Linked DNA regions of Homo sapiens: all the other regions are linked to region 1. The links are chromatin contacts, found by Hi-C in ENCODE. All regions are on one chromosome and are shown on one strand. The core of a region is the stretch at or near the end of the contact, and the rest is flanking DNA. Distances in the headings are between cores, read along the strand shown.

Region 1 (3,760 bases), core at 1,151-3,650:
ACAGAGAGCTCTTTTCTCTTTTGCCTATAAACTTCTGCTCTGAACCTAACTCTGTGTGTGTCCATGTTCTAGTTTTCCATGCCACGAGGATTATAGGCATGAGCCAAGGCACCAAGCTAGTATGCCTTTATTTATTTTTTTTTTTTTGTAGAGAGAGTCTTGCTCTATCTCCCAGGCTGGAGTGCAGTGGCTCCATCTCGGCTCATTGCAGCCTCTGCCTCCTGAGTTCAAGCGATTCTCATACCTTAGCCTCCCGAGTTGCTGGGACTACAAGCGCACGCCATCACACCTGGCTAATTTTTGTATTTTTAGTAGAGATGAGGTTTTACCATGTTGGCCAGGCTGGTCTCGAACTCCTGACCTCAGGTGATCTACCTGCCTCAGCCTCCCAAAGTGCTGGGATTACAGGCATGAGCTACCGTGCCCGGCGCTGGTATGCTTTTTCACAATAACTTCAATTCTAGAAGGGTACCCACTGGTCTTTATGGGGTTTCTGTAACGGATACTGTAACCCTATGCCACCGGAATGGTGCAGACATGCTGATTTTATTAGAATGAGTTCAGCCTTCTTGGTAGACTATTGGTATCCCAGAGGCTGACCATTCACTGCAGCTTATTAAATGTAGCTCCATGATGCCAATGAGTCCTTTCAGCCAGGTTGCCTTTTTCTTCTCATTGATGTAGTCAGGTCGTGATCTCTTTTGCTTGTCTTATGCTATTCCAGATGATAGGTGATTATTTCTTCCGTAAGTGAGACCCTCTTTTCTTTTCTCTGCCATGGGATCCTCCTATGATGTGTCTCTTTCTCTTAAAAGCACTTGTAATCCCAGCACTTTGGGAGGCCGAGGCGGGCGGATCACATGAGGTTGGGAGTTCGAGACCAGCCTGACCAACATGGAGAAAGGCCGTCTCTACTAAAAATACAAAATTAGCCGGGCACGATGGCACATGCCGGTAATCTCAGCTACTCGGGAGGCTGAGGTGGGAGAATCGCTTGAACCCGGAGGTGGAGGTTGCGGTGAGCCCACATTGTGCGAGTGAAACTCCTTCTCAAAAAGCACCGCTGCTTCGGGCGCGGTGGCTCACGCCTGTAATCCTAGCACTACTTTGGGAGGCCAAGGCGGGCAGATCACTTGAGGTCATGTATAATATTATACATAATATTATATATTATTATACATATTTTATATTATTATATACAATAATATATATTACATGAAAAATTACATACTGCTCACATATTAAAATAATATTTTGAATATTAGAATATTTGAATTCTAGAACTAGAATATATAACGATGAAATTGTTACAATAAATTCCACCTGTTTCTTCCTTTTTTTTTTAAGTTTGGCTACTAGAATATTTAAAATTCACATGTGGCTTACATTTTATTTCAGAGAATTAACTCCGTTTTAAAATCTCAGGCTGCCTGCTTAAAGGACCAGAAGCTAGGAAGGTCGTAAAATCGGATATTAAATAATGTTATTATATTTTTTCCATTTGTTAATAGCCATATAATTGTGAACCTCAAATATCTGAGACAGATCTCAGTTAATTTAGAAAGTTTATTCTGAGGCCAGGCGCGGTGGCTCACGCCTGTAATCCCAGCACTTTGGGAAGCCGAGGCGGGTGGATCACCTGAGGTCAGGAGTTCAAGACCAGCCTGGACAAAGTGGTGAAACCCCGTCTTTACTAAAAATAGAAAAATTAGCCAGCTACTCTGGAGGCTGAGGCAGGAGAATCGCTTGAACCCCGGAGGGAGGTGGAAGTTGCAGTAGCAGAGATCGGATCGTGCCACTGCACTCCAGCCTGGAAGACAGAGCGAGACTCCGAAAGAGACAGAGAGAGAGAAAGAAAAAGAAAGAAAGAAAACTGGAAGTGGGGAGGCGGCTTCCAGGTCCTAGGTAGATAAAAGACAAATGGTTGCATTCTTTTGAGTTCCTGATTAGCCTGGGAAAAGGAGGCAATCAGATATGCAATCATCTCAGTGAGCAGAGGGGTGACTTTGAATAGAATGGAAGGCAGGTTTGCCCTAAGCAGTTCCCAGCTTGACTTTTCCCTATAGCTTAGTGATTTTGGGGCCGCAAAATTTATTTTCCTTTCACACACTATACTATTTATTAATATAAATGCATATGACCTTATACACAAGGTTAAATGCAAATACCCCGTGGGTGGGCCGGGCTCAGTTCAGGGAGGAAGCCCTGACTGAAAAGCCTGCAGTTTAGGTTTCATTCTATCTTCTTTCAGCCCAGCAACTGAGCACACCTTCTGTCATTCAGGGCCTGAGGGGGCGGGTCCTTAAACATCCTCCAATCAGGGACGCTGGGCTGGGACCCGTCCAATCAGGCACGCAGCTGGAGCGGACAGGACGGCTTCCGGGATTTGGCGGGGCCTTTGTCTCTCGCTGCAGTCGCAGCTCCAGGTCTCGTCTTCACTGCTCTATGTCCTCTGCTCCTAGAGGTCCACCTTCTGTGGCCCCGTTACCTGCAGGTATTGGGAGATCCACAGCTAAGACGCCAGGACTCCCTGGAAGCCTAGAAATGGTGAGAGTGCCGGGTCCCAGATCCCGAGAGAGGGGGAGGGCCTGGTTGGAACTGGTGGGAAGTGGATGTGGCGAGACTCCGGCCTCCCTGCAGTAGACTCCAAAATCCGCGGCCAGGAGTTCTCCTTGGCGCAGCTCGGCCCTCAGTCCCCTTCAGTCATAAGATGGCTGCTGGGCTGGCAGCCGGGATCCCGGGCGTCCTGTCTCCTCCCTGCGCAGTGACCGTTCCCTGGCCTGGAGCCCTCCCTGGGCAGCTCTGCTGCCGCAGCGCCGCATCTCTCCTCGATGACTCGGGATGCAGGGTTCATGACTAGGAAGAGCTTTGGTCCATGGGGTTCCCAGACCCTCCTTTTTTCTATTAAAAATGTATGGAAGTCACCGCGAAAATATTAAAGAATTTAATCAGACAGTCATTCACAAATTATAGAGCACCCAGCTGTGGTTTGTAGTTTGTGGTCCATGGGAAGGGCTTGAAGGAAAGACTTTTATAAGGTGTGTGATGAAGAAAGCCAATAATTGGTTAGGTACCGTTATGTAGTTTCTTAATTTGTAAATTCAGGGTGGACATTTCCTGGTTATGTCATCAGAGGTTAATTGGCAGTTTATGGTTGGTTAAGCCTGAATTTTGTTTCCCTCAATGTTGTAATTTACAAAAAGTTTGAGTTAGATTTTTTTTTCTTTCTTTCTGAGACAGAGTCTCACACTGTCGCTCAGGCTGGAGTGCAATGGCAGCCATCTCGGCTCACTGCAACCAACGCCTCCCGGGTTCATGCAATTCTCCTGCTTCAGCCTCCCAAGTAACTGGGATTACAGGCGCACGCCGCCACGCCCAGCTAACTTTTCTGTATTTTAGTAGAGTCTGGGTTTCACTGTGTTGCCCAGCCTGGTCTCGAACTCCTGAGCTCAGGCAATCCACCCGCCTCCGCCTCCCAAAGTGCTAGGACTACAGGCGTGAGCCACCGCGCCCGGCCAATTTGAGTTAGATTTTTTTAAAAAATGGGGACCCTGGGACTGGAGCTACCTCAGTCTAATTGCCTGCTACTTAATTGTGTACACACTCTACAGGGGATAGATTTTCCCCTGAAATTTTCACATGTGGCCCAAGCAGAGTCTCAAGACTACTCCCCACCCCCAATTCCTTCAGCCTAACTCTGGCTTGCAGTAAAATACCAAATTTCCAGTTTTTTCTGACATTCCGAAATGCCAACTTCCTC
Region 2 (3,964 bases), core at 285-2,784, 1.0 Mb before region 1:
GCTATTATAAATCTGTTCATGGGGGTAAAGGAAAATATTCTAACAATGAAGAGATGTGGAACCTCAGCAAAGACATGGAAATTACGAAATAATAGGAAGATAAGGAAATTTGAAAAATACTTTTGAGCTTATTCAAAGATTAGAAACAGAAGACAGAGCAATAGAAGTTGTCCATTCTGAATAAAAGAGTGAAAAAGCTTTAAGAAAATGAAGTCTTAGAGACCTGTAGAGTGATTGAGTCCAAGTTGGACAGGGAACAGAAAAATTAAATGAGGTACAAAGTTAATCACCAACTAATGGCTGAAAACTTCCAAAAATTGGTCAACCACCCCCCCCCGCCCAAGTTTTATACCCAACATGTCAACAAACCCCTCCAAAAAATACAAATAAAACCCTACCAAGGCCATATTGTGATTTAGGAGACTGGCAGAGGAGAGCTTCCTGTTGACTTGCTGTGATTTCTAATTTTAACTACTTAGAAGAATAAAAAATAGGGTCTCCTTAGAGTTTCTTTTTTTTTTTTTCTTGGAGAAAGTCTGACTTAGGCACAGATGACTGACAGTTTTTAAAGGTAGATGAGTTTCCAGACTTCTCTTAAATTTCCAGTGTGTTAACGTTGAAAATTATTTGAACTTGTTGCTTCCAAATCCTGCAGTAATACTGATGCTCCAGAAAGGCGTCCCATGGAGATTCTGCTCTTGTGCATCCATCCTGCACGGAGCTGAGGCTGTGCCTCCTCTAGTTTCATTAGCGTGTAGTTGTGGGGTACTTCGAGTTAATCTGAAAAACTCAGTGTTAAAATGGATTCAGGCCGGGCGCAGTGGCTCACGCCTGCAATCCCAGCATTTTGGGTGGCCAAGGCGGGCAGATCACTTGAGTTCAGGAGTTCGAGACCAGCCTGGCCCACATGGTGAAACCCAATCTCTACTAAAAAATGCAAAAATTAGCCGGGCGTGGTGGCGGTTGTCTGTAATTTCATCTACTCGGGAGGCTGAGGCAGGAGAATCGCTTGAACCCGGGAAGTGGAGGTTGCAGTGAGCCCAGATCGAGTCACAGCATTCCAGCCTGGGCTACAAAGCAAGACTGCGTGTCAGAAAAAGAAAAGAAAAATGGATTCAAAGATTTATCACTGTTAAGTTCCACCAGCAAATTATTAAATGTGGTTCCAAAGGGATATTTAAAAAGGGAAATTAAAATTGTTTCCAAGAAAGCCCTATTCACAGCAGAAACGTAGACACTGTACCTGACCTCACCACACAAAGTTCCCTCATGTGTTGGGAGGGACCAAGGGGCTCTCTGGTCCTGCACCTGCGTTAATTATGGCCGGGAGGTCCGCAGTAGGACCCTAAGGGCTAGGAACCAGCCTGGGTCAGGGGCAGAGAAGTGGTGGATGTGGCTCCCAAAGTGGCTTAGGGGTTCCCTTCCCTGTGGCTGTTTCCTGACTGGATGCAGCAGGGTCAGGCCTTTCAGTGTGACGTTTTCTACTCTTTATTAGAGTGGCAGGAGCGTCCCTGTGCGAGGCCTGACCCAGGTGTGGGCCTTGCAGCCAGCTCGGGGTCCAAGGGGCACTCCTGCGGTGCTGCAAAGGAGGATTTGTGACAACCCAGAGGATGGAGGAAACGGCGGCTTTGAAAAGGCAAGTGCCAAGTTATCAGGGATCGCTTATATCCATTTCTGGCAGTGAACTGACAATTTCAGACACTCAGGAGGGAGCTTCCCGCGTGGGATCACAAAAAGTCCGAGAAGTGTCAGACATCTGGCCATTAACCCCATTCCTACGCAGGGACTACACTGCCGCTTGTCCGAAGGGGCGTGTCAGGGGCGGAGCGAGGATGAGGGGCGGTGCCAATAAAAGAGGCGGGGGAGAAGGGGCGGTGCTGAGGGGAGAGGCCGGGCCAAGGGAAGAAGCGTGCGAGAAAGGGTGGGGCGAGTCCAGCTACAGGAAGAGTAGCGTTACTATGGCAACCCTGACAGGTTTGTGAGCAGCCCCCGGTCCCCTGCCGCTCCGTGAGAAATCAAACTTCAGGCACTGACGAAGCATGAAGCCAGCATCTTAGGAAGAGGTAGTGACATAATTACAAGGTAGGACCAACCGCCCTGGTCCCACTGTCGCCTGGCAGGCAGGAGAGGTTTGGGAACAGCCAGGCTCCCCTTGACATGGCAGTACTGCTCTGGACGCGGGGAGGTGTGGATTAGTGGGTGGGAGCTACACCTGGCATACTGGGAGTTGTCGTCTTTGATTAGCTTCCAGTTTTTTAATTGCAGGGCGACCGGATTACAATCACAGCCAGCATGAACATGGGGCGGCGCACAGTCCTGAAGAGGAAAGCCGGGCTGTGTTGACCTCGCTGTGCATGCTGGGAGTTGTAGTCTCTTCACTGCTCCCGCCCGTTGTTTCAGGCACTTCGGGACTACAATCCCAGCATGACCCGGGCTCGGGGACGGGGCGCAGTTCTCGTGGGAGGAGCGGGGCGGTGAGAGCCTGGCTAGGCAGGCTGGAAACAGTAGCTCTTAACGGTCCCCCGCCCGTTGGTGGCAAGGCGGCTGGACTGGAATCCCAGCAGGCGACATGCGAGGAGGCGGGCAGCCCAGGAGGGTTGGACACGGCAATGTGGACCTCGCCGCTTCCACAACGATGCTGGCTACTGATCGCGTGCACTTCCTTGCCAAAGAAAGTGAGTCCGGAGAGGGACAGGAGGGGCAGGTCCGGGCTGGGCAGTGAGGAGGGCGTGACGCCGCGATGTACACCTCGCCCTTGTCAAACTGGGACGGGTGTAGTCCTCACCCCACTTCCCGCTGCTCAGCTGGGTTCCCTCTCCCACCTGTACCCAGGGTCTTTCCTGGCCATCGCGCCTCCTGCAGCCCAGGGAGCCACCGGCTTTCCTAAGCTGCTGTGGGAACTGGCCTGAGGTCCAGGCGCTGTCCATTGTGCCGCTGCCCTCTTTTCTCTCCAGCCAGAGCGCAGTTCCGCCGCTGTGGGGAGAAATCCGCCGCCTGGCCCGCCAGTGCACAAGTTCAGAGCTTTGCACGGGGTGACATGGGCTGTGGCTTCGTGAAAATGTCACCCTCACCAGCGACTTTTTCGCGGATGTGGATATTGAGGGGGCAGGGAGGGCCATTATTGGCTTACCCAGGAGATGCTAAAAGCAGAGGAGAAAATTTCAGTTCCCAGGCGTGTGTCTCTGGTGCGCCATTTTTCACCAACCCATTTGGTAGAAAGTCCCCCAAATAGCTACCTAAAGATTAGGATGGTTTAGGTATTTTACACGTGATATCATTGGCCTCATCTCAACAAATGTCTGACTGGCCAGTGTCTCAAACACAGATGGCAGCCTGATCCTCAGGAACAGGTGGTGCTCCAGCTTTGTGGGAGCGACTTTCAAGGTGTGGACCATTTGGGGAGTCTTTGTAACTCCTCAGGCTTCACATCTTTGCTTTGAATGGAAAGCTCATCACCCCCCGGCACTCCCGGAGGTACCTTTACTCTCTCGGGCTGATCTGTTGACCTTTTCTGTCTAGACAATGGGAACTTCTGGGATCACTTCTAGTTTCGTGTAATTGATGTCCCTAATTTCCATATGTCCCCAGGGACAGTCCCTTTGATTCTGGAATGGCGCCAGCTTTTATGCTTTTTATGTCTAATCCGTAAAAACCAAGGTGTTCATCTACATGAAAATAAGACCTTGTTCGTATCGCACGTTCCAACAGGCTTCATTTGTGATTCCTGAATGTGGATTACCATAAAAAAAAACCCTAAAAACCCTGGTCATGGATATTAGACACTGTTATTGTACTTTGTGAAGAATTTACTCCTTCAGGATTAATTGCACACGGGCTCATCAGCACCTTTGTCAATAAAGGAACAAGAACCATGTGGTGTCTATGGATGTGGTGAGATGAGGAAGAGCCACAGCGCAGCGGTTCTTCTCTTGTTTTCAATAGAGTCTGTGGGGTCAAGTACCTG
Region 3 (4,182 bases), core at 124-2,623, 1.2 Mb after region 1:
CTGCAGTGCAGTGGTGCCGTCTCAGCTCACTGCAGCCTCCACCTCCCTGGTTCAAGTGATTCTCCTGCCTCAGCTGTCGGAGTAGCTGGGACTACAGGCACCCACCACCACACCCGGCTAATAGAGACAAGGTTTCACCATGTCAGCCAGGCTCATCTCGAATTCCTGACCTCAGGTGATCCGCCCGCCTCAGCCTCTCAAAGTGCTGGGATTAAAGGCGTAAGCCACTGTGCCCGGCTGCGTTTCTTTTTTCTTTTCTTTTCTTTCTTTCTTTCTTTCTTTCTTTTTTTTTTTTTTTTTTTTTTTGAGACAGAATCTTGCTCTGTCACCCAGGCTGGAGTGCAATGGCACCATCTCAGCTCACTGCAATCTCCGCCTCCCGGGTTCAAGAGATTCTCCTGCCTCAGCCTCCGGAGTCGCTGGGATTGCAGGCACCCGCCACCGTGCCCGGCTAATTTTTGTATTCTTAGTAGAGACGGGGTTTCACCACCTTGGCCAGGCTGGTCTCAAACTCCTGACCTCGTGATCCACCCGCCTCGGCCTTCCAAAGTGCTGGGATTACAGGCGTGAGCCACCGCGCCCGGCCTCCGGCCGCGTTTCTTTTCTTTTTTAGAGGAGTCAGGCTGGAGTGCCGTGGCACAATAGCTCACTGCAGCTTCGAACTCCTGGGCTCAAGTGCTCCTCCCGCCTCAGCCTCCTGAGTAGCTAGGACTGCAGGCGTGCACCACCACGCCCGGCTTTTTTTTTATTATTATTAATTTTTTTGTAGAGACGGGATCTTGTTGTATTGCCCAGGCTGGTCTCCAACTCGTAGCCTCAAGCGATCCTCCCACCTCGGCCTCCCAAAGTGCTGGGATTACAGCTGTGAGCCACCGCGCCTGGCACAGGCTTCATTTCTGATGGTCCTTCCTTTTTCCTTGATGCCTTTCTCTGTACCTGGCACATAGAGGTGCCTGGTACGTGTTTGTTGAATGAATGAATGAATGAGTGAATGAGCGAACATGCCATTTCACCTTATATATCTTGTGAACCTGCCAGGCCCGGGCCTGATGTCATAGCCTCTACCCCTGGCCCGAGTCTCCAGTCCCCTGCGTGTCTGCTGACCACAGCACGAACGCCAGCGCACTACCCTCCTCAACCCCAGCCCAGGCCCCTTCCCCGTCGGGGTCCCCCCAACCCTTTCCCCGCCCGCTTCCCCGCCCCGGGGCCGCTTAGCCTCCAGCTCAGCGGGAGGTATCCCCGCCCACGGCCAGGATTGGAGGATGGAGGCAACGCCCACCCCGCCGGGCGGCCTCCTATTGGCGCGGCCGTCGCCAGGGGTGGGGACAGGACCGGCGGCTGCTGACGCCATCCCGGCCAGAAAAGCCCTGGCCAGTGGCGGGCGCGACACTATCCGTGCGGCCAGGCGGAGGTGAGTGCGCGGCGGCCGGATGGGCGGGACGGGCGTGGAGGACGCCGAGCACCGTGGCGCGCGCTCACGTCCGCGTCCCCAAGGGCTGCGCTCCCTCAAGCGCAGTGCCCAGAACTCGGAGCCAGCCCGGCCCGGGGGACCCTGCTGGCCAAGGAGGTCGTCAGTCCGGTCTTGTCTTCCAGACCCGGAGGACCGAAGCTTCCGGACGACGAGGAACCGCCCAACATGGCCTCGGAGGTGAGTGGGACCTCGGGGACTCCGGTCCTCCTAGCCTCCAAAGGAGAGAGTGGGGGCGCCAGACCTGCCTCGGGCCACCCTGCTGGGAATCGCCCTCCAGGAAGCAATTTTGAAAATTACCTAGGAAGCCTGCACCCCCAGCCCTCCCGGGCGCATCATCTGGAGCCCAGCAGTCACCTTTACCAGGACTCACCAGTATCCGCAGGCAGCCCTTGTGGCAAACCCACCAACCCACACTACTAGGGGTAGAGTGGCTCTGCCCTCACCTCACAGTGATGCCTGCCTGGCCAGGAAAAGTGGCTCCCAAGCCTTCAGCCTTCCAACTCTTCCTTCCTTCTTACCACGTGTCCTCCTGTCAGGTCCCACCCCACACCACATCCCTTCTCCTGCTAGAGCAATTGTCCCTGTTTATAGAATAAAGCTCAGCCCCTAAGTGTTCTTGTCCTTGACTGTGGCATGTGGAAAGAGCCAGGAAAAAGGGGACGTCGCCTCGTGGCTCCAGCAACCCTGGTGCCTGGTCCCTTCCTGTCTCACTGGACCCTGCCTCTTAGGGTCAGTGGCTCCTGGCCTCTCCTCCTGACCACTGAGATGCTGGATTCCCAGGCAGAGGTTTTCCTTCCTTGGGCCATAGTTGATTTATCTGGCAATGGGGGTAATAATAGCTGTCGGCCTCACTCTGTAAGGCACTAGATTATGAGGCCATTGCTTTGGACCCTTCAGGTGAGAGGGGCTGTTCGCCTGATGCTTGATGAAGGGAACTCCGGGAAGCAGGAGGTCTGGGTTCCAGGCCCTTTTGGCCTTCATTAGCTAGCAATTCACTTCCTCTTTCTCAATGCCCTGCAAGCTCAGTGCCCTGCAAGCTTCTGGGTCATGGCAGGGGGGTAGGGCCTGGACTTTGGAGCCAAACAGACTTGGTTTCTGTACCAGTCACTTGAGCCCTTTAAACCTCTTTCCTCATTTGTGAAATAGGGGTAATATTGCCCACCTCATAAAAGGCCGTAATAACATATGTGAAATCCCTAGCACAGGGCTGAGCAACAGTAGGTGCTCAATAAATGGTGGCTAACCACAACAATACTGATATTTCTACTTTGGGAGGCCGAGGCGGGAGGACTGCTGAAGCCCAGGAATTCCAGACCAGCCAGGGCAATGTAATGAGACCCTGTCTCTACAAAAAGATTTTGAAAATTACCCAGGTGTGGTGGCGTACACCTGTAGTCTCACAGGAGGCGGAGGCATGAGGATTGCTTGAGCCCAGGAGTTTGAGACTGCAGTGAGCATGATCTCACCACTGCACTCCAGCCCAGGCAACAGAGTGAGATCCAGTTTCAAAAAAATAAAAATAAAAAAACCTGGCAGGCATGGTGGCTCACACCTGTAATCCCAGCACTTTGGGAGGTCGAGGTGGGCAGATCACCTGAGGTCAGGAGTTTGAGACCAGCCTGGCCAACATGGTGAAACCCCGTCTCTACTAAAAATGCAAAAATTAGCTGGGTGTAGTGGTGGGTGCCTGTAGTCCCAGCTATTCGGGAGGCTGAGGCAGGAGAATCGCTTGAACTCGGGAGGCGGAGGTTGCAGTGAGCTGAGATCGCACCACTGCACTCCAGCCTGGGCGACAAAGCAAGACTCCACCTCAAAAAAAGAAAAAAAACCCACAAGTCCCAAAACCAAAACTGGTATTTCCCATGTACATTCGACCTTAACTGTTGCTCATTCAACCCAGCCCAACTCAGTGCCCCATCCCCTGGCCCTGAAGAGACCATTCTGGCCCAGATGTGTCCTGGCTTGGAGTAGCACCTTCTGCTACCACACTAGGCCTCCACTCTCCTCAGTGCCCAAGGGGAGGCACCTCACTCTGATCTCCCTGTGGGGTCCTCTTATGCCTGCCAGTAAGGATAGGAGTTTGGTTCTAGAGCAGAGTGGTCTGGCTTCCAACAAGCCCAGTGTTCTAGGTGACCTCAGGTTGCCCCAGGCCTTCCTGTAGGTTGGCACTAATTGGTTTGGCTGCAGCTCCACTTATTAAGTAGTTATTTTTATTACTAACAACCTAGGCAGGGTGGCCCAGGAGCCCGCTGGGGGAGGCGGTGCCAGGCTCCTGGCTGAGGGGCAGGCTGGCCCCAATTCTGACTGGCTGGCTCCAGTGATCAGGACCAGGGCCCCACGTGGTGCTTTGCTGGAGATCTAGGCTTGGTGGGGCAGCTGTGGGGTAAGGGGCAGGACCAGCTCAAAGATGGGGTGGGGGCGGAGGCTGCCTCTGCAGGGCAGAGTCCTTTGGCAGTCGGGACTGTTGGGCATAGAGGAGTCAGCTCACAGCTCAGGGCCAGAGCACTGGAGAGGTCTCTGGGGTGCATACAGGAACCAGGAGTGGAGCTGAAGCATGTCCTATCCCCTGCCAGCCCTCCCTTAGTAACAGCTGGCATTTCTCGAGTCCTTCCTGAGCACCAGGCACCGTGTTATGTATGCAATTTGCAAATATTATCTGATTAAATGCTCACAATAAGGCTATCAGAGAGGTACTATTATTATCCTTATCT
Region 4 (4,179 bases), core at 103-2,602, 1.1 Mb after region 1:
GACCAGGCAAAAGCCGCCCAGACCTCACCCAGTTCCACTTCTCTGCAGATCACATCCAAGTCAGGAGGGGAACAGGGGTGGCGTCCTGGGCCTGATGTCATGTCCTGTCCTCTATGTGAACCTTGAAAACCAAGGGACTTCCTGCCTCGGCAGAGCTGACCTCAGGACATCTAAACTGTCACCTTCTCCCGATCCCCGGGCCCAGCTCTGTGCAGTGCATGCCGCTGTGGCCAGAGTGTGTGGGTGGCTCATGCCAGTAATCAGCGCTTTGGGAGGTCAACGTGGGAGGATGGCTTGAGGCCAGGAGTTCGAGACCACCCTGGGTAAATAGTGACACCCTGTATCTTTTTTTTTTTTTTAAGTTTTTTTGCCTTTTTTTTTTTTTTGGAGACGTAGTCTCACTATGTCGCCCAAGTTGGAGTGCAGTGGCATCCTGATCTCAGCTCACTGCAACCTCTACTCCCGGGTTCAAGCAATTCTCCTGACTCAGCCTCCCAAGTAGCTGGGATTACAGGCATGAACCACCACACTTGGCTAATTTTTATATTTTTAGTAGAGATGAGGTTTCACCCTGTTATGTTGGCCAGCCTGGTCTCAAACTCCTGGCCTCAGGCGATTCGCCCGCCTCCACCTCCCAAAGTGCTGGGATTACAGGTGTGAGCCACCGAGCCCAGATAATTTTTTTTTTTTCAATTAGCCAGGCGTGTTGGCACCCCCTAAATTGCAAGGCTGGGGCGGGAGAATCGCTTGAGCTCAGAAGTTAGGCTGGCGCCACTCCGCCCCAGCCTGGGAAACAGGTGCAAACCCAGTCTCAAAAAAATTTTTAAAAATTAAAAATAAATATTGAAAGGAAGGATACTGCACAGACTCAGCCTTTACCTCGGGAAAGGGCTCGGCAAGAGCCTTTTCTCCTCCTGCCTAATCCGCCCCGGCCCTCCAGGGTGCTCCTGTTCCCCCGTCCCCCAAGCCGGCGCCCCCAAGCCCGTTGACCTTTAACCTCCTGCGGGCCCCAGCTCGGAGACGCCCAGGGGAAGAAGTCTGCGGGGGGCCCGGGCTCCCCTACTCCCACCGCCGGGCTTTCGGGCGCCTCCCGGCCCTGCCCCGAGATCGCACCTCCCACAGCGGCCGCCGGTACCACTGCTCCTCGAAGCCCCGGCGTCGGTTGTCAGAGAAGTCGGCGCGGAAGCTCCAGAGGCCGTCCAGCTCCTTGCACTCCCGCGACGGGCTCTCCTGGGGGTACAGCATCCCGCCCTGCAGCCCCAGCGCGCAGCCCCACAACAACGGCCCGAGCGCCGCCCAGGCAACCGCCGACCCCCGGGCCATGCTTCCCGGTCCCCCGCTCGGCCACCGTCTGCGGCGCTAAGAAAAGCGCGGGAGGTGCCCGTAGGGCGGGTCGCGTGACGCGCCGGTGTCGTGATGCGCCTGAAGCCATCCGCGCCATCTTGGTTGAGGACGAGTGCCAGGCCTGGAGGGGCGGGGCCGGGCGCTGCCCGGTAGGGCTTGTGGCTGGAACCCCAGGCTAGGCCTTTGGGGAAACGGGACCCTCACCCTCAGCCCCAGCCGATAAGGGCGAGGTCTGCTCCCCACCCCGACCCAGGCTGGACGATCCAGGGCCGCAGGCCAGAACAGAACCCCTGAGATCGGTGGGATCCCCCTGTTTCTTCAAGGAGCACCTCCACTTGCTTTTCCCAGCAGGAATTCAAGGAGGCCCCAGCGGCGCCTCTTCCATGCCTGTCTGATGCAGCCTCTTGCAGGGATGCACGTCCTTGGGATGCGGCCATAGCCTTGACCCTGGGCTTCTGGAGCCCTGACCTTAACCCAGGGGCCAAGAGCTCCCTCTTGGTGTTGCAGGCACATAAAGATGCAGGGAGAGAGGCCAGGTGCACTTTGGGAACCCGAGGGGGGCAGATCACTTGAGGCCAGGAGTTCGAGACCAGCCTGGCCAACGATAGTGAAACCCCGTCCCTATTTTGTAAACATACAAAAAAAAAAAAAAGAATTAGCGGGGCGTGATGGTGCGTGCCTGTAATCCCAGCTACTCAGGAAGCTGAGGTAGGAGAATCGCTTGAACCCGGGAGGCAAAGGCTGCAGTAAGCCGAGATCGCACCACTGCACTCCAGCCTGGGCAACAGAGCGAGACTCTGTCTCAAAAAAAAAAAAAAAATTGCAGGGAAAGGGTGCCCTGCGGGACCCCAGTTTACTCCAGTAGGGAAGGCACCGTGTGGGAGAGGTAGAGGAGGAGATCTGGAGACAGCAAAGGAGACATAGATTTATGGAGGGGACTTTCATACAGGGACGGTGCAGTGGCCATTGCTGGACATGAGAACCACTACCATTTGTAAAAAGCATGCAGCTTACATAACATTTTCAACTAGCATCCTCGACCTGTTACTGGTGGAGTTCCGGGTGGTGAATCCCTACACATCAGCAACAACCTCAATTCTTGCCTCCTCAGAAGAAAGAATTGCACTGAGGGGCATAAGGCAGAAAGCCAGAGGGAGGTAAGCTGCAGAGCAGTAGTAAAAGCTTGTTAAAAAGCAGGCCAGTGCTGAGCGTAGTGGCTCACACCTGTAATCCCAGCACTTTGGGAGGCGGAGGTGGGGGGATCACGAGGTCAGGGGTTTGAGACCAGCCTGGCCAATATGATGAAACCCCATCTCTACTAAAAAATTAGCTGGGCATGGTGGCATGCGCCCGTAGTCCCAGCTACTCGGGAGGCTGAGGCAGGAGAATCGATTGAACGCGGGAGGCAGAGGTTGCAGTCAGCCGAGATCGCACCACAGCACTACAGCCTGGCGAGAGAGCAAGACTCAGTCTAAAAAAAAAAGCAGGCCAGGCACAGAGGTTCAGGCCTGTAACTCCAAACTCCAGCACTTTGGGAGGCCAAGGCGGGAGGATCACTTGATATCAGGAGTTTGAGACCAACCTGGCCAACGTGGAGAAACCCCATCTCTACTAAAAATACAAAAATTAGCCAGGCGTGGTGGCAGGCACCTGTAATCCCTACTATTTGGGAGGCTGAGGCAGGAGAAATGCTTTAACCCAGGAGGCAGAGGTTGCAGTGAGCTGAGATCACGCCACCGCACTCCAGCCTGGGCTACAGAGTGAGATGCCATTTCAGGAAAAAAAAAAATATTAAAAAACTTTAGAACAGGAAGGAAAGAAGGAAAGTACAACTTGGAAGAGGGCCAAGTGGGTGATCTAAGAAACCAAGTGCCTTGGCCAGGTGCGGTGGCTCACGCCTGTCATCCCAGCACTTTGGGAGGCTGAAGCAGGCAGATCACCTGAGGTTGGGAGTTCGAGACCAGCCTGACCAATATGGAGAAACCGCATCTCCATATTTAGCTGGGCATGGTGGCACATGTCTGTAATCCCAGCTACTCGGGAAGGCTGAGGTGAGAGAATCGCCTGAACCAGAGATTGCAGTGAGCCGAGATCACGCCATTGTACTCCAGCCTGGGCAACAAGAGTGAAACTCCTACAAAAAAAAAGAAAAAGGAAAACAAGTGCCCAGCTTGACCTCTTGACTCAGGGTTTCATAGATTGGCATCCTTCCAGGATCTTGCCACTCCTGATTCCTTAGCTGGGGCTCTGAACATACATTCTTAGACCATAAAGTCATTCGCAGGGTGCACAACAGTTACGGATGTCAGGTGCCTCTGCCATACAGAGGGAGCCCTCATGTCCTAGGAAGCTGGCCTGGACACAATTGTTTGTATGATTACTCCCCCACCCCCTTTTTTCATGCTCACCAAATCCACCTTCTGAAAATGGACCTCAATACTGGAAATGGAGTCCCCAGCATAGTGAAAATAAGTACATTCTGGGAACTGACAAGGCCTAAAGGCTCTCTCCCAAATGTTTACATTGTTTTTTTATTTTCATATTTTCTTTTTTTAAATTTTACTTTTATATTTCATTAGTGAAATCTTGACATGCTTAAATTAGAATACAGTTCACTGTTTATGAGGCAGCTTTAGGCCAAATTTAACAAAAGTAAGAAAAAGTAGGATGCAGACGTTTATACAGTATGTAAAAATCAGTAATTCAGGCCAGGGGCAGTGGCTCACGCCTATAATCCCAGCACTTTGGGAGGCTGAGGCGGGCAGATCACCTGAGGTCAGGAGTTCAAGACCAGTCTGGCCAACAAGGTAAAACACCATCTCTACTAAAAATACA

The links. Hi-C counts contacts between places; a loop is a spot of excess contacts on that map. Pooled maps may share reads with other maps.
Region 2: a map of natural killer cell shows a loop between it and region 1 (14-fold over the local background). The contact joins the promoter of LINC02848 here to the promoter of ZNF273 in region 1. A Hi-C loop is called at or near these places in 3 of 168 maps with a recorded cell type or tissue (CD8-positive, alpha-beta T cell, naive thymus-derived CD4-positive, alpha-beta T cell and natural killer cell) and 5 of 50 pooled maps.
Region 3: a pooled map shows a loop between it and region 1 (6-fold over the local background). The contact joins the promoter of ASL here to the promoter of ZNF273 in region 1. A Hi-C loop is called at or near these places in 5 of 50 pooled maps.
Region 4: a map of CD4-positive, alpha-beta T cell shows a loop between it and region 1 (4-fold over the local background). The contact joins the promoter of GUSB here to the promoter of ZNF273 in region 1. A Hi-C loop is called at or near these places in 2 of 168 maps with a recorded cell type or tissue (CD4-positive, alpha-beta T cell and naive thymus-derived CD4-positive, alpha-beta T cell), 1 of 37 single-sample maps with no recorded cell type and 9 of 50 pooled maps.

What each region holds. Positions count from the first base shown.
Region 1 is chr7:64,900,873-64,904,632 of GRCh38, forward strand. It overlaps ZNF273 (zinc finger protein 273), which reads left to right and starts at 2,401. Exons shown (of 4, transcript NM_021148.3): 1 at 2,401-2,547. The coding sequence starts at 2,446. RefSeq lists enhancers at 1,396-2,268, 1,936-1,985, 2,006-2,055, 2,269-3,141, 2,456-2,515 and 1 more.
Region 2 is chr7:63,898,364-63,902,327 of GRCh38, forward strand. It overlaps LINC02848 (long intergenic non-protein coding RNA 2848), which reads left to right and starts at 1,535. Exons shown (of 7, transcript NR_186803.1): 1 at 1,535-1,636; 2 at 1,975-2,082; 3 at 2,266-2,675.
Region 3 is chr7:66,074,446-66,078,627 of GRCh38, forward strand. ASL (argininosuccinate lyase) reads left to right here and starts at 1,374. Exons shown (of 17, transcript NM_000048.4): 1 at 1,374-1,411; 2 at 1,594-1,648. The coding sequence starts at 1,637. RefSeq lists a silencer at 1,015-1,544 and an enhancer at 1,645-1,924.
Region 4 is chr7:65,980,861-65,985,039 of GRCh38, forward strand. GUSB (glucuronidase beta) reads right to left here and starts at 1,353. Exons shown (of 12, transcript NM_000181.4): 1 at 1,114-1,353. The coding sequence starts at 1,323. RefSeq lists an enhancer at 1,399-1,528.